2 separate regions of the Homo sapiens genome follow, and region 2 is linked to region 1. Evidence: read pairs that join two places in POLR2A ChIA-PET (ENCODE). Cell type or tissue: CD4-positive, alpha-beta T cell. All regions are shown on one strand. Each heading gives the region's core, and the rest is flanking DNA. Links, peaks and the distances in the headings are about the cores only. Region 1 overlaps SPEF2 (sperm flagellar 2). Region 2 overlaps IL7R (interleukin 7 receptor).

The links. Peaks named below come from ENCODE experiments on the same cell type or tissue, not always from the same donor. Only the 100,000 strongest peaks of a DNase experiment are listed, where the experiment ranks them.
Region 2: POLR2A ChIA-PET joins it to region 1 with 98 read pairs; 9 of 35 experiments call an interaction of 5 or more read pairs at or near these places.

Annotation. Positions count from the first base shown.
Region 1 is chr5:35,775,826-35,788,116 of GRCh38, forward strand. SPEF2 (sperm flagellar 2) reads left to right here. Exons shown (of 37, transcript NM_024867.4): 29 at 432-570; 30 at 3,292-3,521. Among named protein-coding and RNA genes, the nearest start is that of IL7R, 75 kb to the right of the region's middle. In CD4-positive, alpha-beta T cell, for the core only: no CTCF peak of the experiment used is centred there; a DNase peak (open chromatin) is centred at 4,606; H3K4me3 peaks cover 1,995 bases; H3K27ac peaks cover 2,220 bases.
Region 2 is chr5:35,877,035-35,889,325 of GRCh38, forward strand. It overlaps IL7R (interleukin 7 receptor), which reads left to right. Exons shown (of 8, transcript NM_002185.5): 8 at 1-2,569. Among named protein-coding and RNA genes, the nearest start is that of IL7R, 26 kb to the left of the region's middle. In CD4-positive, alpha-beta T cell, for the core only: no CTCF peak of the experiment used is centred there; DNase peaks (open chromatin) are centred at 2,807, 4,837, 7,257, 7,617 and 1 weaker place.

The sequences.
Region 1 (12,291 bases), core at 2,383-7,382:
GTGCCAGGATCGGTAATAGGCCCAGGGGCACATGGAGTTTGCCCTGATTTTAGTGGTGCTGAGAAATACAATGGCAATGCCACCCCAGGTTCTAAAGTAAGGAGATAAGCACGGTCCCCACTCCCTTTTCAAAATTCAGAAATTACCTATGCGTGTTTTCACATTTCATTTATCAAAGAGTAGATTGCTACAAAGTGCAATAGATAAAAAGCTCAATTATAGTTTTGGTTCAGATAATTTCTCAAATGACTCTACCACATATTACATTTTGCTTTTCAGTGAGATGGATATCATCTTATCTATTCTGGTATATTAAACGTGCACCTAAAGCTTCACAAATTGAAGCACCAGTGGTTTCAAAGTGAATCTGTTCATTAGTAAATGCATGCACTGCAATATGTTAAAACATTCTTATTTCTCTTTGCAAATAGAAATAGCCACGCAATTTCGACTTGAACTGATAAAGACAAAAGCATTGGCTCTTCTTGAAGATTTAGTAACAAAGGTGGTTGATGTATATAAACTCATGGAAAAATGGCTTGGTGAGAGGTATTTGAATGAAATGGCCAGGTAAAGTACTACATGACTTTCTGAAAATATGCTTTGTGTATTCTAAGTACCAAAATTGATGAAGATTTTTAAGGTATTTACAAATTTAAGTTAGTTACAAATATAAATTTTGGCCTTTTAGGAAATCACGTGTATAAACAGATAATATGAGCTTTACTATCATGTTTGTATTAACTCTTTTCTAACAGTAAATCATGCATCAAAGGGTTCTATTGCTATATTAAACTTTGCACAATATTTATGAGTTTAGCTGTCATACTAATCAATGAGAACCTTATTTTACAAGGTAAGATTATAGGTAATTTAAAAATAGTTTTTAGAAGTAAAATAATCCTTGATACTTTTCCAATGGTAGATTTATTATCAGTCAGAGCCAATTAAGGGGAGATTAAAAAGTCATTCACTGGAATGTTTTACCAGCTAGACTGATTCTCTTGTAAGACCAACCCCAAGTTCTACTTTTCTGTTGAGTTCCAAAGACTTCCCAGACCTTTGTTGCTACTGAGGGGCAATGACTCTCATCCTGTTAGTTCAACCTTAAAAGGTACAAAGAGGCAGGTCAGCAGAGTGAGTCATGATTGTCCAGACCAGGAGCCCCATCTTGTCCACAAATTAGTAGCATGCTTGATTGCTCTGGGCCTCATTGGCTTCATCTATACAAGGAAACACTCCAGCCAGGCTATTTCAGAAGTTTACCCTAGATCTAGATTCCAAGATGCACTACAGTTTACAATAAACATTTACTGAAAACTTAGAAGTTGCTACACAAACAGTATTCAAAAGGCAATTATTCTTAGAAGCAACAATTTTCATGTAAAAAGCAGCTGTTATGGTTCGTTTTCTCTGGTCCTTGTCTCATAGTGAAGTTCTTTTGTAAAGTCTTCAGCCTAGTTGTTTAGAACTATTGCTCCATAGTAAAACAAACAAAGAAACATTAAACAGAATAAAAAATACAAACACAAGCATAAGTAAGCTTACTGCAGTAATGCTTAAAATCATTTTGCTACTGGATAACCAAGTCAGTTACTCATCAGCATCACACAGTAATAATATTCATTTCTGTTCTCTGCCTGCTATTTTGAAATGAAAGTCTATCTTCTTCATTTTTGGGACTCATGGCTCCCATCCATGTGGCCATCCAGTGTAAATGCATATTTTAGCAGATGTATTCATATTTCTCAGATTTATATTGTATATGTCTGCCCTGTGAATCTACAGATGCTGTCATGAACTGTGGCCACAAGAAGTTAAAACCTAGAAATGTGATACAAATAAATAAATAAATAAATAAATAAATAAATAAATAAATAAATAAATAGCTGGCAGATCCCTTTGACCTTCAAATCCTGTTCTTATTTTCCTGGCACTTTTTTCCTTCCGTTGTTAAGATTACTCTTAGTAACCTTCCACTAGGTGGCGCGCATCTGTTTTAGTATCCTGATGCCCAGTAAAGGTATTATTCTACTAGTCATGTTTTACAGAGTATCGTGCCGGGCTATGGTTGGGTCTCAATCCACATTTGGAGTCCCTCCTCACTCACGTAAACTCAGCAGCTATCCAGTGACCTCCTCTGTCCCCGAGCACGCAACCACCCTAAAAGCATAAACTAATTGGCTAACACGTATTACATGGACACTTACAAAGACAACATTCTGGAGTTGAATTCTAGAGTATCTTTTGAAAGACAGCAACTAATGCTACTTTTTAAATTTTCAGTTATATGTTCAGTATGTGGTATATTTGGTGCCTATGAATTATATAAAATGAGATCAAATATGCATTTTTCTGTGTTGCTCACTTTCATTGTAATATATAAACAAGATCCTTTCTTCAATACAGCGATAATGCACTTATTCATGTATAAAACTTCTCTAGCCTTTAAAATAATTTTTAAAAGGTCATTAACTATACCCCCAGTACAGTTTAAATCTTTGCCGTATATGAGTTCACATTAATAACCATAAGATAGGGAGTGTTGCGTTGTTGATTCCATTGCAAAGACAAGGAAATTCAGAGAGCCCAGGATCTCTGGCTAGAGAGTGTCCTAGGATGAGAACTCAGATTCCAGCACTCTTTCTACCGCATCATAGTGGTTCCCAGCTGTTGCTGCTTTACCATGTTATCTAGCTAGGAATTGTTATTCTTCATGAAGATAGCAAAGCAATTTCAATGGATTATATACAACAGAGGCTATTCTGACATCTTTGTTTTAGATAACATCAAACTTCTTTGACAGAAATAGAGAAAAGCCACTCTTCTAGAAATACATTATTGAACTTGATTCACTTTATAATTCATCCTAATTCCAAATAAATGTAATTCTAATAGTCATGTTTTACAGAGTATTATGCCATATAACCTTATTCTGGTTCATACTTAGTATGAAATATAACCCTTGATATAGTCTTGCTTACATAGTAAAATATATTCTAATACTAATAAAAACTATATTTAATAGGTTCTCTTTAAGTTCAGTTTTGTGTAAAATGTGTAACTAGTAGCTGTTTAATAAGCATGCATTTTCTATTTAATCTGCATTTATTTATACCCTGCCTTTTTACAAAATAGATTTGGGGACAAATTGAAATTTATAAGCATGCAGATGGAGTTGTCTAAGAGCTATATAATCTGTTTACTTTTGTGTATATGTCTTATAAGCAAACTTTATTAATCTAATAGTATCTTTCATGGGGTTAACGCTATCCATTTTACCACTTTCAGTACAGAAAAATTAACTGACGTAGCTCGCTATCACATTGAAACATCTACAAAAATTCAGAATGAACTTTATTTAAGCCAAGAAGACTTCTTCATTAATGGCAATATAAAAGTCTTCCCAGATCCTCCCCCATCAATACGTCCTCCACCTGTAGAAAAGGAAGAAGATGGTACCCTGACCATTGAACAGCTTGACAGTCTTCGAGATCAGTTCTTAGATATGGCACCTAAAGGTAGGAAAAATAATTATCATGAAAAGAGCACAAAAAAAGGTTAAGATTAACCAGGACAGAAATCACTTGCCAACAAGTAAAATCAGCTCTATGGGATCATGTGGCACTAAAACATGCCCTTGCTTTGTTCTAGTTTATTAAATATTTGTTTCATACAACATAGACCCTAATTAAACAAGCAGGACCCACTGTGAATAATGCTTGAGCAGTGTGGTGGTCCTCATTCCTGGTAATTCCTCTCTCCTGTCCTCCCCGACCCTTGCTGACAAGTTTGTATATTTGAGTATTACTCCACCTGGCAGCTTACAGAAAGACTTTGTGCATACTTCTAGTTTAGATTTTATATTGAGATTATGAGTTTGTGTTTCTGTGAGGGGAGACCAGGCAGTAGAAGATTTCCCTTTTATGTTGGCCTTTTCCCTCAGTGCTTGTAGACCATAAGCAGAATCAAATAAGCTGTTAGAAAATGTTTGCTTAATTAATTAGTCGGTTTGTTCATATGTATGTGTAAATGTTTTCTGCACACAACAATTTTATCTCTTTCACATTTTATCAGCATGGACCTACAGCATCTGCACAGGCTTTTTTTATTCAGCCTTTTCCTACTTCCAGATATTCTTCAATGAGTTCTGTCGATTGATAGCACAAGTAATTCAGACAGATCACATAGGATTATCATCTCCACTTTAAAGGTCTAGATACTGACTCACAGAGGAGTTTAGCAGATTTTTTGCCTATGGTCATATATCATTCAGAACTCTGCAGATCCAAAGTTCTTGCCCCTTCTCACTGAACTAAGTTGCCTCTCATAAGCAGATTTCTTTTACTTTTCAACATATACTACTTATTGGGAAATTATTACTTTTCCCTGTAGCATAGTCAACTGACTTTAGTATTAATACAATGTTACTTTTTAAAAAAGTCCAGTATTTCCAGAAATTCACATCATATATCATTAGTAAAAAGAGCATTACTCTAAGTCCGAAAGCTTCCTTGCCAAGCCCAATAGGTGAAATTGGTGTATGTGTGTGTGCCTGGGTGAACCTTGCGCTTTGATGTGTCAGCTCATCAAATCAGCTAGAGCAGGCTTTACAGCTCCAAGGTATAAAAGCCCACACTTCAGCTGTGGAGGGACGGAGGTGCCATTTGGCAGCATTTGGGCACGAAGGAAACATGGCCATCAGCAGGTACAAAAAATCTCGACTTTACAAATCAGTCCATGAAATTCCTTCAGTCCTTTAGTCAGACAGAGTGCACCCTCTTCTACATGGTGCGAGCTCCACAATGCCCTGTTATTATGTACTTCCCTCTTCAGAGTTGCTTTTTCTCTTCATTTTATCCAGGCCATTATTTTACACATAAAATAAAAAGATAAGTGTAAGTGGATTCTAAACATGACATGTGGTTTGCTTTAATCCTACACTCTGGTGACTGGGAGGAAATCACTCAATTAATAGGTAAAAACTAAAGGCATCTGGGGACACTTGAATAGGTAGAAGTGGATTTTGAAAATTATCATCCACTTACAATATATCTTTCAGCAGGGACCCTAGTATCCATGATGCTAATCATAATACTTTCTTGGATCCAACCTCAAATCCAGAGCTCATATTTCCACTAAAAATTTAAAAATAAATTTTAAAAAATAGCAGCTATAACTTGACATGTGTCTCAGAAGATTAACTCTAGAAACCCTTGGGACACAAAGATGTCAACAGATAAATGTTTTCAGACTATGGGAGAAATAAGAAGGGAGGGAGAGGAAGTAAAGGAAGGGAGGGAGGGAGAAACGGAGTTGTTTTTTTTTTAATTTTTATTTTTTTAAAAGCAGAGTAAAAGGAAACCATTTGCCCTAGGAGCTGAGAGTTTAATTTGAAAAGGCAAGCAAAGAGGAAGGAAATATGAACAACTATTTGAGTTCTTTCTGGGACACAGTATGAATGTTATTCAAGTGCTCAAGAATGCAAAGCATCAGTGTGCCCTGAAATTGGTCAGGGAAAAGTCTGTGGAGCAAAACTTTGGAGGGAGAAATTGAAGAGGGTAAAGAGATTTTGTGGCAAGGCTACAGAGAATGTTTACAGTTAGGGGAACAGCTGCTGGAAACTCTGTAGACAAGAAGCGTGAGGATAGGAGCATGATGTTTGGGAAATGTTTAGGAGACTGCTCTGCTTTTCTTTCTCCAACTGCATGAACTCCAGGCGAGTAGAAGAGGAGGCTTTCTCTGTGTGAGGAACCACCTCCTCCCACCCAAGCTGGAGAATTAACCCATATGCAAGAATAACAGTTGTAATTACCACAGAATTTACAAGGCTATACAATACGGTAGGATTTGGGGATTGTGATGATTCAAAGTGAGTTATGTATGGTCTATGGGCAAACAGTTTAAACTCTTTTCTCTATTAGCTCAATTATACCATTTGAAAAAATATATATTGCATATATTGCTTTTTAGGTATATCTAAAATAATTAATAAGTGTTGGGAATTTGATTGACAGGAGTAACGTTCATTGTTATTATTCTTGCTATTCTTATAGAGGGCAGGGAAAAGTATTACTCCATTTTTCTGCATCCCAGAGTCACAGAATTGGAGGTTCTCTACTGATACTCTTGAAATCAGGCTCCAAACATTGACAATGGCCCTGCCTGAGGAAACCCATTAACTGCCACTCACCCCTTTTCCCCATCTCTTCTGGCCCCACAAAGTATACTCTGGCTTTTTTGTTTTTCTACCCCGGTTTGGCAATTGTTCACTTAAGAAACATGACACACACCCATCCGTCTTTTAAATGAAGGCTTTTGTTGTATTTCTTCCAAGAAATGGAAAACAATCCTTTATGATACCTTCCACTGTATTTACCCTAGAACTCTATAATTTCAAAACACAATCTTAGTGAGTGATAGCAGGTTTGAAAGTGTGGAGGAGCTGGCTGAACATGTGTGTTTCAAATGTGTGATCCTGCAGAACTTCCTGCTCAAACTTGCTATTATTTCTATGCCAAGAAATAAAAACATTTTCCTATATTATTTCATATATGCCCATGCAATCCATAATATCTAAGATGCAACTTTCAAGTTCACTAAAATATATTAAAACAGATGGATTTTTTTGGGAGGGAAGCATACATATTTATTTGCATATAACAGCCATTATGTTACTAGGCCCATGGTAGGATTTTTTAGCAGATTTATAAAAAGCACTGATGTTACTAAATTACACTTTGCATGTTTTAATCATGCCACACAAATACAAGTATTGGATTATTATTTAATCTTTGATTAGAACAATGACTGAATGCTTTAAATACTTGCAACTAGATAGTATCAAGATGTAAATGGAAAGAACTAAAGCTTAAGGGGTTTTCTGCTAAGTATTGGTTAATCCCTTTGAAAACAAAAGTCTCCATTAAAATAGCCCTTACTAAAGATAACATAAAATTGAAAAGCATCATATATTGTAACATATTCAACACTCCTTTTCTGGTCAAATTCTGCCACTTATGATGATTCTACCTCTCTTTTGGTAAAGGTAATGATTAGACATAAAATATTATTTATTGATTATTATTAACACAAATATACCAGAAAAAATAATGACCTTATACATGATAATCAAATTAGATCATGCAAAATGCAATGAAACAGTTGATTACACTTGCATTTTTCCTGCCACTTAACAAAGATCCATACTTTAGAAGCATAAGAACAGTATGAGTAAAAGAAAGCAAACCATTCTTTCCATCACCTATCCTAGGAATCATTCCTATGAGCGTACTACCGGCAGAGTTAGATCTAGTGAATATTTTCTGAATTATAACAATAGCCAATTTGGCATGGTCACTATGTGTCAGACCCTTTGCTAACATTTTCATATGTGAATTCACTTATTATCCACCTCAGTCTATGATGGGATGGCTAGAGTCAAACAGTTCTTTCTCAAGTTCACCTCTTGTCAAAAGACTGTCATATGATCTTGGACAAGTTATTAAATTTCTCTCTGCCTCAGTTACCACATCTGTAAAATGAGAATAATAATGATACTTATTCCATGTATTGAAATAAGGTTGTTATGAAGATTAAAGTAATTAATATATGTAAAGTGCTTAGAAAGAGTATAGCACATAGAATGTGCAATTTAAGTGTAATCATATAAGCCATTGTGACTTGATTATATAATTATAGTAATGTCATATTAGTATATAATATACAATATTGATACAAAGTATTCTATTATCCAAAATGTTAGCTTGGTTTCTTGAAGATGGAAATACCCTAGTAGGCATTTGCAATATTACCCCTGAGTGCTTCCAAAAAAATGTACACCACCTGGTAGAATTAAATCATAAAGTAATGTGGTTTCCTAGGGAGTACAAGCATTCCAAACAAAAGCATTCATTTTGTGTGCTCCAGTAAGTTCTGGGTAGGTACATCTTGTCTCCAAACATCAAGTGCCAAATACATAAGGAAGACAGCCTTTTTCTGATGGAAGCAATTTGGATTCTGTTGAAACTAGAATACTTAGCAATGTTCCTCTGTCTGCACTTAAGCCATAAGAACTCTTTTTCCTTGTAAGCCCATCGGTACTCAATGAAATGCCTGCAGAGATTTGGTGCATAGCTATTTTCGCTTCTGCTGAGAACCTACCTGAAGAGAACATAGTTTAGCAAATTCTACACCCTCTCTTTTTCTTCAAAAGATGCAGCATTTATTTATTCAAGGCCTGTAACATTGCTCTAAGAAGCTGACAAGGACCCCTTCTTTGAACCCCTTTTGGAGACCGATAGATTTTTTTTTTTTTTTTGAGATGGGGTCTTGCTCTGTCGCCCAGGCTGGAGTGCAGTGGCACGATCTTTGCTCACTGCAAGCTCTACCTCCCGGGTTCACGCCATTCTCCTGCCTCAGCCTCCGGAGTAGCTGGGACTACAGGCAAACGCCACCACACCCGGCTAATTTTTTTGTATTTTTAGTAGAGACAAGGTTTCGCCATGTTAGCCAGGATGGCCTCCATCTCCTGACCTCGCGATCCGCCCGCCTCAGCCTCCCAAAGTGCTGGGATTACAGGCATGAGCCACCGCGCCCGGGCGAGATGGATGGATTTAATGACTGGCCTCAGAGACAGAGGGTACACATTCAGAACTTTAGGCTGTAGTGGTTAAGCTAGATCATTCAGCAGCATGATTTTTACAGGAGTTCAAAGGCAGAACTAGCTATTGCTGCCTATGTGAGTCAGCATGAGGGTTAGCCCAGAGGCTTTTGAAACTGAACTTTCCAGGAAGAAAAGCAGGGGAAGGGTATTCCAGGCAAAGGGATGAGCAGCTGTGGAGATTTTGAGGTTGCATGACATATTGAGGGAACTGTGAACAAACAAGAGGCAGGAGGTGGGACCACAGAGAGCTTGTGGTCAGGTTGTGAAGTCTCCAGTGGCTTGCAAAGAACATGCAGGAGAGGATTTTCAAAGGCATTTAGAGCCAAGTGTCATGGAGAATGGATTGGAGCAGGGAAGAGGCTATATGTGTGAGAGAGTGGCAGGCACTGTCAGTCTCTCTGCAAAGCCTCAGAGAACCCAGAGGCAGGAATAAGGGCACCTGAGTGGTTGGTTGCCTGAAAGGAGTAACTAGAAAGTTCTATGGATTTTTCCAGGCTTAGTGCCTCTGAGAAAATTATAAAAATACAATATTATGTATTTGCAGGTAAGTATTTTGATCTGAAAATTGTCTAAGTTAGTCTGACATTTACCCAAATCAAGAAGTACAGAAAGATTTCTTAGAGAAGGGAATGATATAGAAGAATAGGTGTTATTGACAGAATTATCACAGCAAGTGGCAAAATATAGGGATTACAGCAAAGAGGACTATGGCCCCCACCTGCCTTTGCTTCCTTCAATGGGTGAATTCTTTCCACCAGATCAGATTCAGATCACAGAAATGCAGTAGTGGATCTAGAAGGCTTTAGATCTGTTAAAACTGTTTATGAGTAGAGTTTCAAATGTGTCTTCAGAATGAAACACACAGGTATTTTCCTGAAGCCAGACAACTTACGTTAGACAAATGAAAGTATATACTCAGAATTCAAGGTAATATCTTTAGGAAAATCTGTCCATAGAACTAAAATTCTGTTTTGAAACTAGCAAAATCAATATTGGAAATTAAATTTTTTTAATTTTAATTTTAATTTTAAATTTACTTTTTAATTTAAATTTAAATTTTTATAATTTTTTTAAGATGGGGTCTCACTCTGTAGCTCAGGGTAGAGTGCAGTGGCACAATCATGGCTCACTACAGCCTCAGCACAACCCCCCCCCACCTCAGCCTTCCAAGTAGCTGAGACTACAGGTGCCTGCAAGCATGCCCAGCTAATTTGTTTTTTTAATTTTCTTCTCTTTTCTTTTTTTTTTTTGTAGAAATGAGGTTTCACTGTGTTGCCTATTCTGTCTTGAACTCCTAGGCTCGTGATCCTCCCACCTCGGCCTCCCAAAGTGCTGAGAGTACAGCCATGAGCTACCATGCTCCCTCAATGTGTCATGCAATTTCAAAATCTGCGCAGCTGCTCCATTTTCCCCTTTGCCTGGAATACCCTTCCCCTGCTTTTCTTCCTGGAAAGTTCAGTTTCAAAAGCCTCTGGGCTAACCCTCACGCTGACTCACATAGGCAACAGTAGCTACTTCTGCCTTTGAACTCCTGTAAAAACCATGCTGCTGAATGATCTAGCTTAACCACTACAGCCCAGAGTTCTGAATGTGTACCCTCTGTCTCTGAGACAGAGACAAAAAGAGACTTTAACAAAAAGAGACTTTATTTTTTCATTTCTTTATTCATTTATTCACCAGCATTATGTGAGCAGCCCCCAGGTGTAGTGCAACTGGCCTAATACGGAAGATTGACAAGTAGCCCAATGCTTGAGTAAGAAAATGCAGGCAGTAGCTGTCAACTACAAGGAGACTAATTTTAAATGAAATACAGTAACATTTAGAATCGCAAAAATGGGTTCTATTTTAACCAGAGCCGCAAAAAGACTGATTAAAAAGCGAAGGAGAGGCTGGGCGTGGTGGCTCACGCCAGTAATCCCAGCACTTTGGGAAGCCGAGGTGGGTGGTTCACCTGAGGTCAGGAGTTCGAGACCAGCCTGACCAATATGGTGAAACCCCGTCTCTAATAAAAATACAAAAATTAGCCGGGCGTGGTGGCAGTTGCTTGTATTCCCAACTACTCAAGAGGCTGAGACAGGAGAATTGCTTGAACCCAGGAGGCGGAAGTTGTAGTGAGCCAAAATCGTGCCACTGGACTCCAGCCCTGGGCGACAGCGGGAGACTCCATCTCAAAAAAAAACAAAAAAAGCAAAGGAGAAGTTAGACCCAAATAAGGTATGAAAGGCAGAGGCAGGTCAACTAATGTCAAGGTTTTCAGTTAAAAGGGATTGAGATATGAAATCATGAAAACCAATTAGGAAAGGAGATTAATTTTCTTAAACATCTACCAAGTGCTTAGCAGTCAGCCAGACATTATGAAGCACATTATTTAGTTCTAGTCAGAGGGGTCAAACCCTAGAACCATAAAGTATTGACAAAAAAAGAGAATATATGTCATGAAATATTTTAATAAACACATATATTCAATTTTTTATTATATGATAAAACAGGACAACATAATCTAATGATTAGTAGCATCAAAGAATGTGTAGAAGGAACACATATATGTGATCTAGGCTCTCTGCCTTCAGGGAGAAACTGGTATTTGAGGACTTTGTTTTGTGTAGTTTTTAGTTTTTTATCCTTCTGTTCAGATAAATATATGTCCCCTTGTGTGACAAATAATCAAATATGTCTCAAAAATTAGACGTTTGGGGGAAAGAAAAAGATGAGGCATGAGGCACAGCTCCTTTACAAAACCACCTGGCAAGGATTTCAAAGCTTCACACCCTTTTTTTTTTTTTTTGGTAAATTAACAAGTTTGCTGTGGCATTGCAACAGAAGGTAGGACTTAGGCAGGAGGGAAGGGATGTCCAAGGCAGACCTTGCAGACACACTACCATGTATGCTCTATTATTCCTTTTTCTCACCAAGGGAAGAAAATTTTAGCTAAAAGCCATGTCACTCTTATGTATGGAGAAATGGATTCTAAAGTGAAGAAGAGCATAGCACTCCTTTCTTCATACAAGACGCGTGTAAGAGGGAAGTGTACAAACAGGCTGTGGAGTGTCGGTCTACTGGTGTAACTCCGCTCCACCACTTACAGGCACTGCAACATTGGACAGTTTAATAAACCTCCCTGTGCACCAGCTTTCTTATCCATGCAACGGTGATAATAATAGTCAGTGCATTTTCTGAACCATATAATAGGGGTAATGGTTTGTGAGGATTCTGTGATATAAACTAGTTAAAGCACTTAACAGAATGCCTGGTAATTAATAAGCACTCCATAAAATTTTTCAAAAACTAGTGAGCAAATGTAGGGGTCAGAGATTAAGCAAAACTGAGGGTAGAAATTGGGATTACTTAAAATAACAATGTGGAGTTATTTTAAAGGCAGGAATCCTTCGGATGGTGTGAATAGAGTCACCGAAAAGCAGAAAAGGCCGCAGAAGCTTGACCATTATCTTCCAAAAAGAAGCCATCAATTTTTGAAAATTTGGCTTAAAAAATATCCATGGCTTATATATGATGAGCTATTAAATCTTATGTTCTGCGCCTTGTGTCGTAAGCATGGAGTGAAGTCAGGGGGAAGTCAAGTGAATTTTTTTTATGGTACTGACAACTTTAGGACTGAATTTCTCAAT
Region 2 (12,291 bases), core at 2,779-7,778, 100 kb after region 1:
GGAGGGGCCAAGATATGATGGCTGGGAGTCTAATTGCAGTTCCCTGAGCCATGTGCCTTTCTCTTCACTGAGGACTGCCCCATTCTTGAGTGCCAAACGTCACTAGTAACAGGGTGTGCCTAGATAATTTATGATCCAAACTGAGTCAGTTTGGAAAGTGAAAGGGAAACTTACATATAATCCCTCCGGGACAATGAGCAAAAACTAGGACTGTCCCCAGACAAATGTGAACATACATATCATCACTTAAATTAAAATGGCTATGAGAAAGAAAGAGGGGGAGAAACAGTCTTGCGGGTGTGAAGTCCCATGACCAGCCATGTCAAAAGAAGGTAAAGAAGTCAAGAAAAAGCCATGAAGCCCATTTGGTTTCATTTTTCTGAAAATAGGCTCAAGAGGGAATAAATTAGAAACTCACAATTTCTCTTGTTTGTTACCAAGACAGTGATTCTCTTGCTGCTACCACCCAACTGCATCCGTCCATGATCTCAGAGGAAACTGTCGCTGACCCTGGACATGGGTACGTTTGACGAGTGAGAGGAGGCATGACCCCTCCCATGTGTATAGACACTACCCCAACCTAAATTCATCCCTAAATTGTCCCAAGTTCTCCAGCAATAGAGGCTGCCACAAACTTCAGGGAGAAAGAGTTACAAGTACATGCAATGAGTGAACTGACTGTGGCTACAATCTTGAAGATATACGGAAGAGACGTATTATTAATGCTTGACATATATCATCTTGCCTTTCTTGGTCTAGACTGACTTCTAATGACTAACTCAAAGTCAAGGCAACTGAGTAATGTCAGCTCAGCAAAGTGCAGCAAACCCATCTCCCACAGGCCTCCAAACCCTGGCTGTTCACAGAACCACAAAGGGCAGATGCTGCACAGAAAACTAGAGAAGGGGTCATAGGTTCATGGTTTTGTTTGAGATTTGTTGCTACTGTTTTTCTGTTTTGAATTTTCTTCTTTGTTCTGTTTTTACTTTATTTAGGGGGACTAGGTGTTTCTGATATTTTAGTTTTCTTGTTTGTTTTGTTTTGTGTTGTCTGTGAATGGGGTTTTAACTGTGGATGAATGGACCTTATCTGTTGGCTTAAAGGACTGGTAAGATCAGACCATCTTATTCTTCAGGTGAATGTTTTACTTTCCAAAGTGCTCTCCTCTGCACCAGCAGTAATAAATACAATGCCATAATCCCTTAGGTTTGCCTAGTGCTTTTGCAATTTTCAAAGCACTTCCATAAGCATTCCTTCCACCTCCTTGATAGGCATTTATGGAAAGCCTGCTACATGTCAATCATACTGTTAGGCACAGGGGACCTAAAGACACATAAAAGGATGGCATTCTGCCTCATAAATTGCAAAACCTAATGAAAGTGACTGCTTGGTAAACAAATTATTATTATATTATAAAATGCTATAAAAGAGCCATATTGAAAGTGCCCTGTTGGAGACAGGGCAAATGCCACAAAAATGATGTAAATTTACATGGAGGAAAAGTAGAATCTGCCTGGTTTGTAGGCAGCAGAAGACATTTTTCATCAGTGGGCAGGTGTTCTTTACCTTTTGTAGAAATGGGAGTCAAGTCTCAAATAGGAGGCTCCACAAAATCTCATGCCAGGTCTCTGATACCTTATTCACAGAAGTTCTTTGAAGTATTTATTGTTATTTTCTTTGACTTATGGGAAAACTGGGACACAGGAAGACAGGTAAATTACCCAACCTCACACGTTAAGTCAGAACTGGGAGCCATAATTTTGTATCCCTGGTATAAATAGACAATCTCTTGAAGAAATGAAGAGATGACCATAGAAAAACATCGAGATATCTCCAGCTCTAAAATCCTTTGTTTCAATGTTGTTTGGCATATGTTATCTTTGGAATTTAGTGTCTGAGCCTCTGTCTGTTACTGTAGTATTTAAAATGCATGTATTATAATCATATAATCATAACTGCTGTTAATTCTTGATTATATACCTAGGGACAATGTGTAATGTAAGATTACTAATTGGTTCTGCCCAATCTCCTTTCAGATTTTATTAGGAAAAAAAAATAAACCTCCTGATCGGAGACAATGTATTAATCAGAAGTGTAAACTGCCAGTTCTATATAGCATGAAATGAAAAGACAGCTAATTTGGTCCAACAAACATGACTGGGTCTAGGGCACCCAGGCTGATTCAGCTGATTTCCTACCAGCCTTTGCCTCTTCCTTCAATGTGGTTTCCATGGGAATTTGCTTCAGAAAAGCCAAGTATGGGCTGTTCAGAGGTGCACACCTGCATTTTCTTAGCTCTTCTAGAGGGGCTAAGAGACTTGGTACGGGCCAGGAAGAATATGTGGCAGAGCTCCTGGAAATGATGCAGATTAGGTGGCATTTTTGTCAGCTCTGTGGTTTATTGTTGGGACTATTCTTTAAAATATCCATTGTTCACTACAGTGAAGATCTCTGATTTAACCGTGTACTATCCACATGCATTACAAACATTTCGCAGAGCTGCTTAGTATATAAGCGTACAATGTATGTAATAACCATCTCATATTTAATTAAATGGTATAGAAGAACACTTTGTGGCATGCCTGTTTTCTCTGGAAACTGTGGTTAGACGGATTCCCAGAATGGACCACACATCTCTTCAGCTCCTGAAAACTCACCTCCCCATGAGTCCATGGAAAAAATTGTCTTCCACAAAACCAGTCCCTGGTCCCAAAAAGTTTGAGAACCACTGCACTAGAAGACAGCCTACTAGTGGTTAAGTCTCAATGTGTCAATGTATTTAACAGAGAGAACAGAGAGTGTTGCTTCACTCAACAGGTGGTTCAGTGGAAGCCCTGCATGGACACCTATTTCACTTGATATACCTAGTCCCTGCAGTCTGCAGAGTAGTGGCTGGAAATTAGGCTTGGCAGAATTGGTGGGGGCCAATGATTAAGCATTTGGCATGCCAGCCTAAGAAGTTGTCATCTATTTTGCAGAAAATAGAGGGGCTTGGCAGGATTTTAATCAGGAATGTGATGTGAAATATATATTTTCTGTGCATGTGTGTATCAGGTTTTAGGAAGGAATCTTAATTCAGTAGGATATAAATATAAAATAATTCTGGCATTTCTTTAATTACTTATCTCCAAAGATGCTCCACTGAAAATCCCTTTCTGAAGTAGATTCCTTTAAGTGACCAAAGCTTAATTCATCTAGTTTTAAGATGCAGTCTTATATTCTAACTAAAGCCACACACACCCTATCATAAGCTTGTGGTGAGGGGAACTTGGAAAGAAAGGAAGATAATAGCTTCTGTTCTCTTGACTCCTCCCCCTTCTTGGCCTCTTCCTCCTCTCTTCTTCCTCCTCTTTCCCTTTCCCCTCCCCCTTCCTACTTTTTCTTGTTCTTGTTCTTCCTCTTCTTCCTTCTTTCTTTTTCTAACAGCTTAAAACACCACACATTTCCTATCTCACAACCTCTGCGGGTCAGAAGTCTGGGCATGGCTTAGCTGAGTCCTCAGCAAGGCTGCAATCAAAATGTTGGCCCAGGCTTGCTTCTCTTCCAGAGGCTCCATTGGCAATGGGTCCGTTTCCAAACTTACTTAGGTTATAGTAGAATTTATTTTCTTGTGCTTGTAAAACTGAGTGCTCCAGCTTCCTGATAGCTCTCACTCTCGGCTCCTAAAGTTCACCCACAGCCTCCTGTCATATGACCCTCTTCATAAGCTTTTGTGTTTTTGTTTGTTTGTTTGTTTGTTTGTTTTGACAGAGTCTTGCTCTGTTGCCCAGGCTGCTGGAATGCAGTGGCACCATCTCAGCTCACTGCAACCTCTGCCTTCCAGGTTCAGGAGATGCCCTGCCTCAGTCTCCCAAGTACCTGGAATTACAGGTGCACACCACCATGCCCAGCTAATTTTTGTATTTTTTGTAATGGAGATGGGGTTTCGCCATGTTGGCCAGGCTGGTCTCAAACTCCTGACCTCAGGTGATCCACCCGCCTTGGCCTCCCAAAGTGCGGGGATTACAGGCGTGAGCCACCGTGCCTGGCCCATAAGCTCTCTTTCAACAAAAGCTTGCTTCTTCAAAGCCAGCAAGGGAGAGTGAGTCTACCAGCAAAATGGTGTCTTATATATGTGATATGACCACAGGCGTGACATTCCATCATCTTGCCATATTCTTTTGGTTAGAAGCAAGTCAGAAGTCCCATCCATACTCAAGAGGAGGGGATTATATAAAGACAAGATTTTCAGGAGTTGGCGATCGCAGGGGCCACATTAAAGCCTGTTTGACACACAAGCTAACTCAGTCATGCCGTTTTTAGTTCAGTCTCTTATTAAATCTTTAGTCAAATTCAGATTTCTTCTCCTCCCATTCTCCTGAGAGTTTTAGATACACGGTGCTATGAATTGAGTTGTGTCCCCCCAAAATTCATATGTTGAATTCTTAACATGCAATAGCTCAGAATGTGACTTTATTTGGAGATAGTTTCTTTAAATAGGTAATCAATTTAAAATGTCATTAGGGTGCAGCATAATCCAGTATGACTGGTGTTCTTATAAAAAAAAAAAGGAAAATTTAGAGACAGACATGCACATAGGGAAAACATCATGTGAAAAATGAAGGCAGAGATCAGGGGTGATATTTTTAAAAGATAATAAGTATCAAAGATTGATAGAAAATCATCAGTAGCTAAGAAAGAGGCATGGGACAGATTCTCCCCCACAGCTCTCAAAAGGAATCAACCCTGCTGGCACCTTGATCTCAAACTTCTAGGCTCCAGAACGGTGAGACAATAAATCTCTTGTTTAAGCCACTCAGTCTGTGGTGCTTTGCTATGACAGCCCTAGAAAATGAATGCACATGGTACTGGGAGAAGGAATCTGGGGCCATGTGACTTCTTTGGACTCCCCTGAGCTCTAGCCTTCCTGTCTTGTCTGTGGATGGTATCCCGTGTTGTGTCTACTGCTAATGTGTCAGGGCCCATCATGTTCCTTTGAATGTGGATGATCCACATCCTGTCTATTAACTGGGTCTCTATGTGTTGTCCAGGAAGCTTCTTTCAGCCTCTAGACTTCTCTGCCTCTTCAAGCATGGGAAGTAGTTGGATCAAATTTCCTCTTTAGAATGATCCCCCTGGTGAAGGAAGAGAATAGGTCATATGACAGCTAGACTAGAGCCAGGACAGATGGACTTTTGTGACCTCTATGCCCGCTTAGGGGATGCCACATCAGGTCCAAGGTGAGCCTGAGGCTAAGGCCAAGTTGGTCTTTGTGCCACCTTTATCTCCTTGTCAGAAAAGCTCTTCCTTCTTTTCTGCCACCCTTCCATCTACCAGTACTTACTAGTTACTAAATATCTGAATATCTGTTTCATTCCAACAAGAACATAGATAGTAGAACTTGTGGGGCTCCAGGGAAATCCCTAGGCCCTGGAAAGAGAAGCTTGCAGTTAATAGCTTTCTGGGTGTCTTCTTACTGATTGGCTGAGAGTTAGATAAGCTAGAGCTTGAGTGAAGGGCTTTTATCCTTTTCCTCCACCTCCACAACATCTTATAATATGGAATCAGCCAGCCTGCCTGTCCCAAGGCCTTTGCTCTTGCCGCTCTCTCCATCTGAAACGTGGTTTCTCTGGATCTTTGTGTGGCTGGCTCCTTCTTATTATCCAGGTCCTAGCTTCTACGTAACCTCCACAGAAGTGGTCATTCTAATGAAAACAAGACCCTCCTCCTGATAGTCTCTATCATGCCTCCCTGTTTATTTCCTCCAAAACTCCTTCCTCAATATTAACTACCAATTATTAATCACTAATTCATTACTAATTATTAATAATTTATTTTTGATGATTGTTCTTATTGCCTCTCTCTGATTCTAAAATTCAAGTTCCATGCAAGTTCCACTTCCTATATTATTCTTGGAATAAAACAAATATTTAGTAAGTACTGGTAGATGGAAGGGAGGAAGAAAAGGAAGAGCTATTCTGACAGAGAAAGATGGCACAAAGAACCACTTGGTCTTAGTCTCAGACTCACCTTTGACCTGGTTGTGGTGTCCCCTAAGTGTGTACAGCAGTCACAAAAGTCCATCTGACCCTGCCCTAGTCTGGCTGTCATATGACCTATCCCCCACCCCCACTGCGAGTATCTTTCTAAAGAGGAAATCTGATCAAGCTACCTCCCTAACTAAAATCCCTTAGTGGCTTTCCAGCATGGCACGTGACATAGCTTGGATTCTTGTCCCCATCCAAATCTCATGATAAAATATAATCCCCAGTATTGGAGGTGGACCCTGGTGAGAGCACCATCCCCTTGGTGCTGTCCTCTCAAGAGTGAGTGAGATCTCACAAGACCTGGTTGTTTTAAAAGTGTGTGGCACCTCCTCCCACCCTTGCTCCTGCTTTCACCATGTGATGTGCCTGCTCCCCCTTTGCATTCCACCATGATTGTAAGTTTCCTGAGGCCTCCTCAGAAGCCAAGCAGATCTTAGCACCATGCTTCCTGTAAGCCCTGCAGAACCATGATCCAACTAAGCCTCTTTTCTTTATAAATTATCCAGTCCCAGGCATTTATTTATAGTAATGCAAGAACGAACTAACACAGCATGGAAGGCTCTTGATGATCTAGTGTATTACTTTCTTGTGGCTCCTGTAATAAATTATCACAAACTTAGTGGCTTAAAACAATACAAATTTATTTATTCTCCTGCAGATCAGGCATCAGAAGTCCAAAATCAGTCTTCTGGGGCAAAAATCCAGGTGTCAACAGGGCTGTGATACTTCTGAAGACTGCAGGGAGAATCCGTTTTCCAGCTTTTTTCATCCACCAGAGGCCACCTGTATTCCCTATCCCACAACCCTAGCCCCTTCCTCTATCTTTGAAGTGGACTATTTCATCCCCTGTTTCTATCATGACAGTGCCTTCTCTCATATTGACCCTCTTGCCTTATAAGATTCCTTGTGATTACACTGGGTCCACCTGCATAATCAAGGCTAATCTCTCCATCTGGAGATCTTAATATAATCACATCTACAAAGTCCCTTTGGCCATTGAAGTAACATATTTATATGTTTTCATTATTAGGATGTGGGACACTTTGTCAGGGACAGGGATTTTTCAGCCTACCTTTTTTCTTCACCTTTTGCCACCACTCTCAGCCTGTGGTCTCAATTGCCAGCCTTTACACTTGCTACCCCCATTGTCTGGGTAGTTCATACCAGTCCCTCAAGACTAGCCTCAGGCATTGCCTCTTCTGGGAATACATCCTCTTACAGGCCAGGATATGACTCATGGGTGCATTCCTAATAGCACTTCACTTATTTCTACTGTCACCACACTGATCTGTAATTACTTGATTTGTCTGACTCTTCTGGGGGCTTGTAAGCATTCTGGCACAGAGAACTATGACTTACTGGGGCTTACATCTCTTGCTAAACACAGTACCTAAAATTTAGTAGGCATTCCCTCATAAACATGAATGAATGAATCAAAGAATGAATAAACATTTAGGAAATGATGTTGTGTTGGTCAACTTCTTTCCTCATCACTGTTAAAGATAAAAGAATGCCAAGCCAGGTTGTTCAGACAGAAGCAAGCACCACATCCCTGAGAGAGCAGCACATCTGGGCAGCCATGTGTGAGAAGTCGGTTGCATTCCCCATACACAGTTGTCTTTGCAGCTGTACTCTTAACCACTGTAACCACAGAAGTGGGGAAACAATAGGGTGGGGTGAAGTGAAAAGAAAATTTTCCAAAACTTCATTTATCTAATAAATACAGATATTTAATTGTGTTTTTTCAGTTATTTAATTTTAGATTCATATGAAATTCTACCCTAATTTCTGAATTTTAATGGCTTGTGGCATTTGTGTGGGCATTTGTGTGTAGCTTGCAATGACACAGCTGTTCAGACAAAGAAAGTGTGATGCACAAAACCTATGAGGTCCAAGGAACACATTCATGCTCCTCAAGACTCAGGTAAAAGTAGTGAAGCAAACAATATGCAAAGCCCCTGAGGATTGAAAAATAAGGCTTACATACTGAATTGTGCTGAAACACTTGAGTTCATCTGGAGGGCCTCTCAATGGTAAATTGTTAGAACCAATTTGCCTTTACCCTAAGTAAAGATTTTTCATCAAGAAGAGGTGGAAAACTTACAGAGACTGAAAAGGACCCTCTTTTTATGATAAATTAGTTCCTGCAAAGTATGAACTGCACTAGTCATGACACAAAAACTATGCAGAATAATCAGAAAACATTTTATTATTAAGCTTATCCACTGATAGACTGAAATATTACTTTTAGAGCCTAAGAAAGCATTAATTTAATTAGAGCTTCAGTAAATGCTATAGTGTCAGACTGATAAACCTGTTTGCTACATAATTATAAACTTTCATGAATTTCACAGTGTGAAGTTCAAGTGTGAAGTTGCCAGTGTAGAACTGAATGATGCTTAAAGCTTTATTTTCTCAAATAAAAAATTTTAATAAAATAAGAGCAGATAAGCTAGGGTCATGCTCAGTGGTGAAATTTTAAAAGTACTCCATTATATTGAAGGATAAGACAAAAGAAATTCTATTGTCACTTCATTTAACATGGTTTTAGAAATTCTAAGAAATTCAATTAAACAAGAAAACACAGTAAAAAGCATAAATATTGAATAGGAGAAAATTAAATCGTCATTATTGGCAGATAAAATTATTGTATATATGGAAAACACAAGAGAATCAAGTAGAAAACACACTACAAGACACAGATACTTTATTAAGGTCTCCGCTTACAATATTCTCATGTTTATTTTTTTTAATTCTTATGGAATCTTTACAACTAAACTATTATTTGGTTGTGTCCTCAAATTAAAAAAAGATAGACATGTAATGTATCAAGTTGAAGATGTCACTTTCTAATCACACTCTTCAGGAATAGTCACATTTAATAAGTGACATTTAGGCTTCCAGATGCTCTTCTGTGCATACACTATTATTCTAAATATCTTGCAGAGAAATAAATGTTGGAGAATAGCCTGCACAATTCCAGAGAAGAAAAGAATTGTGAAGCAACTAACCATTCACGTGGTTTTAAAATTTGATTCAGCAGGAATTCACAGAACTATCAATGGTATAAAACAGAGAATCTGCAAGTCCAGATCTATGTAATTACAAAAAATTCATCCATTTCTAATCAGTAGGGTTAAAGTGGATTATTTAGCAAATAAGATTGGAATAACACACTAGCCATTTGCAAATGAAGAAAGGTAACTGACTTCTTATTTCAAAATAAATTCCACATAACTCAAAGATATAAATAATTTTTAAAATAAAAACAAATGCTAGAATACATGGATCAATCATTTCATATTTTTTGGATGCAAAAAGCGTTTCTAGATAAAACGTAAAACCTAAAAGCCATAAAAGGAAAAGATTGATATGTTTGACTAGATAAAATTTAGAATGCTGGTAATTTCTTTACTAAATTTTAAAAAGTCACAACCAAAAGAAAGATAAAAATAGACTGGAGAAAGACAGTAACACTATGACAAGCAAACTTCTGTTATCCTTATAAGACCCCAGAGTCTTACAAGTCAGCAAGCAAAAGATGAAGAGCCCAAGAAGGAAATGAACACAGCACATTAACAGAAGGCTCACAGGAGAAATAAAACAAACTTTAAAAATAGGAAAATGTGCGTAATCTCATTCTGAATAAACAATGCTGATAAAATGAATGAGATAAATGCTTTGCCCATTAAATTGTGAAAATTATAAAGATCACTAAATTTCAGTGCTGAGAAGGGCATAGGAAAATGGGCTTTATCATATACTGTTAATAGGAATGTAAATTAGGACAATTTGGAAATATATAACAAAAATTTTAATGTGTATACCTAGAAATTCTATGTATAAAATATCTATATATTATTTCTTGTAACTAAGAATTCTAAATCTAAATAAATTATAGTATATTCATATTATGGAATACTAACAAAGCCATTAAAAAATTCTTTTAATGTAAAAAAAAATTTCCTTCTTAGACTCTTCATCTTTTGCTTGCTGAATTATAACACTTCGGGTGTTAAGGATAACAGAACTTTGCTTGTCATAATGTTACTATGTTTTTCCAGTTTCTTTTTATCTTTTCTTTTGGTTGTGACTTTTTAAAATTTAGTAAAGAAATTACCAGCATTGTAAAACTAGCACGGTAGTGCTACATATGCTGATAAAGAAAAATGTCTATGTTATTTTGTCAAAAGCTTCTAGCAAGATAAAACTCTCCAAAAGTCTCCATCTTTCTCTTACTCCTTCCCCCTATCATTTCCATGAAAAATCCGAAATGTGCGGTGTATCTATCAGCTATTGCTACATTGATGCTCAACAACAAATCATGCCAAAACTCAGCGGCTTTAAGCAACATTTATTCTCACAAATTGTGTTGAATGATCTAGATTGGGCTCTGCTGGGTGATTCTATGATATTACTAACAGCTAGGATGACTCAGGGATCTGAAACTGAAGGAAAGTTAGCTGGGTTCAGCTGGGAATGCCTCTGTTCCATAAGTTTCCCGTCTTTCTCCAGAGACAAGCAGGCTAACCCAGCTGCCTCTTTTTACAGCAGGGGCATAAGAGGGCAAGCAGAAAAATGCAAGGCTGGCCTACCCATCAATTCCACTTCATTTTATTGGCAAAGAAGATCACATGACCAAACCCAGAATCAAGGAGTGAAGAAATATATTTCCCCTTGGGTAGAAACTTAAAATCACATGGTAAAATAGGTGGATAGGAGAAAGAGTGAAGAGTCAAGCCATTAATGCAATATCTTACAGTCATACATGAGGACAGCTTAGGTTACATTTACAGAAAGACACAAATGTCACCTCCCTATTTGAGGAAGCTCTTCCTATCTCATCCATATTGCAGCAAGACTACAGCCACATGCTTTCCATTACTTTGTGAAATAAGTTTTGTCTATATGTGTATTGAGAAACTTTAGGGAAGAAAAAGTATTTGGGTCATGCGAGGACTTCAATATACATGGATCTGTTAATCTAATAGCAAAATTATAATCATTTCTTACTGAAATTGTTAACATTAAAAAAATACTGTTCTCTTCAGTGTGAAATGGAAGGTTTTCCCTTTTATATGATTGATCCAGTTGAAATCATATGCATATCTTTGGGCCAATAACAGTCACTAGGAAAATGCCATGAACTTATTGGCTTGGAAATGGCTCACCTTTTCCAGAACTGAGAATGAGATGGGTACCTGGTCAAAATAGGGGTGACAAAGAAGGAAGAAACTGAGAATGTTGGAGAAGAAAACAAGAATGTCTATCATCAGAACGAGGGTTTTTTTTTTTTTTAATTAGAGAGAAAAAGAGGGAATATTAGAATGAGAATATGCTTAGAAAAAAGTTTGGAAGGCAGTGCTCCAAAATGTTTTCAGTGGTTATTGGGGAAAAGAATGGGATGGTGGTGGATGCATGAAAGCAGGAAACTTCCTCTTATTTCTTTTGTCTTCTTTTTTTTTGAGGGGGGTAGTATATAGATGTGTATATATGTATACATGCATATATATACATACATATGTATACATATATACATTCATATGTATACATACATATATGGGAGTATACATGTATGCATACATATGTATACATACATATATACATATATATGGGAGTATACATATGTATACATACATATATGTATGTATATATTATTATACAAAATAAAAGTATAAATTATGTATTAATATAACTCTTACTTAGAATTATTATTCTCATTTTTTCTGTAAAATCTAGACTATAATAACCTTGATAGCAAGATTTTCTATTCTAGAGTCATAATCTGATTTCTCCCTTGTGATGTGGATAGTACAACAGTATATTTCAAGATTTCTTATCCTTCAGTATTTTAAGTAATTAATAAATTTCATCACAGTTTATCAAGGCCTTCTTATTATACAAATTGCAGTGACAAATGCTATGGAACAAGATGATACAACATGTTCCTACAAGTCACATCTCTGCTTCTGCACTTTATCTGCTAAACTGTCTTAGTGAAAAATCACATAATGCTGCCAAACGGGGCCCATATAAATTTGTTTTCCTTTATTTGTGCTTGACAGCATTCTTTTCCAATGCCCTCGATAACCATTGTCAAATACACTCACCTTTTACTCTAAGTCTTCCATTGAACCTTGGCCTTTCTCATTCCCAGAAAATAAGTTTGCCTATACTTTGAAAAAATGTAGACCATAACTCATGTTTTTGCTCTCATTTCCTATCTCCATCTGCAAACTCAAAACTGGATAAATTCCTGCCTGCT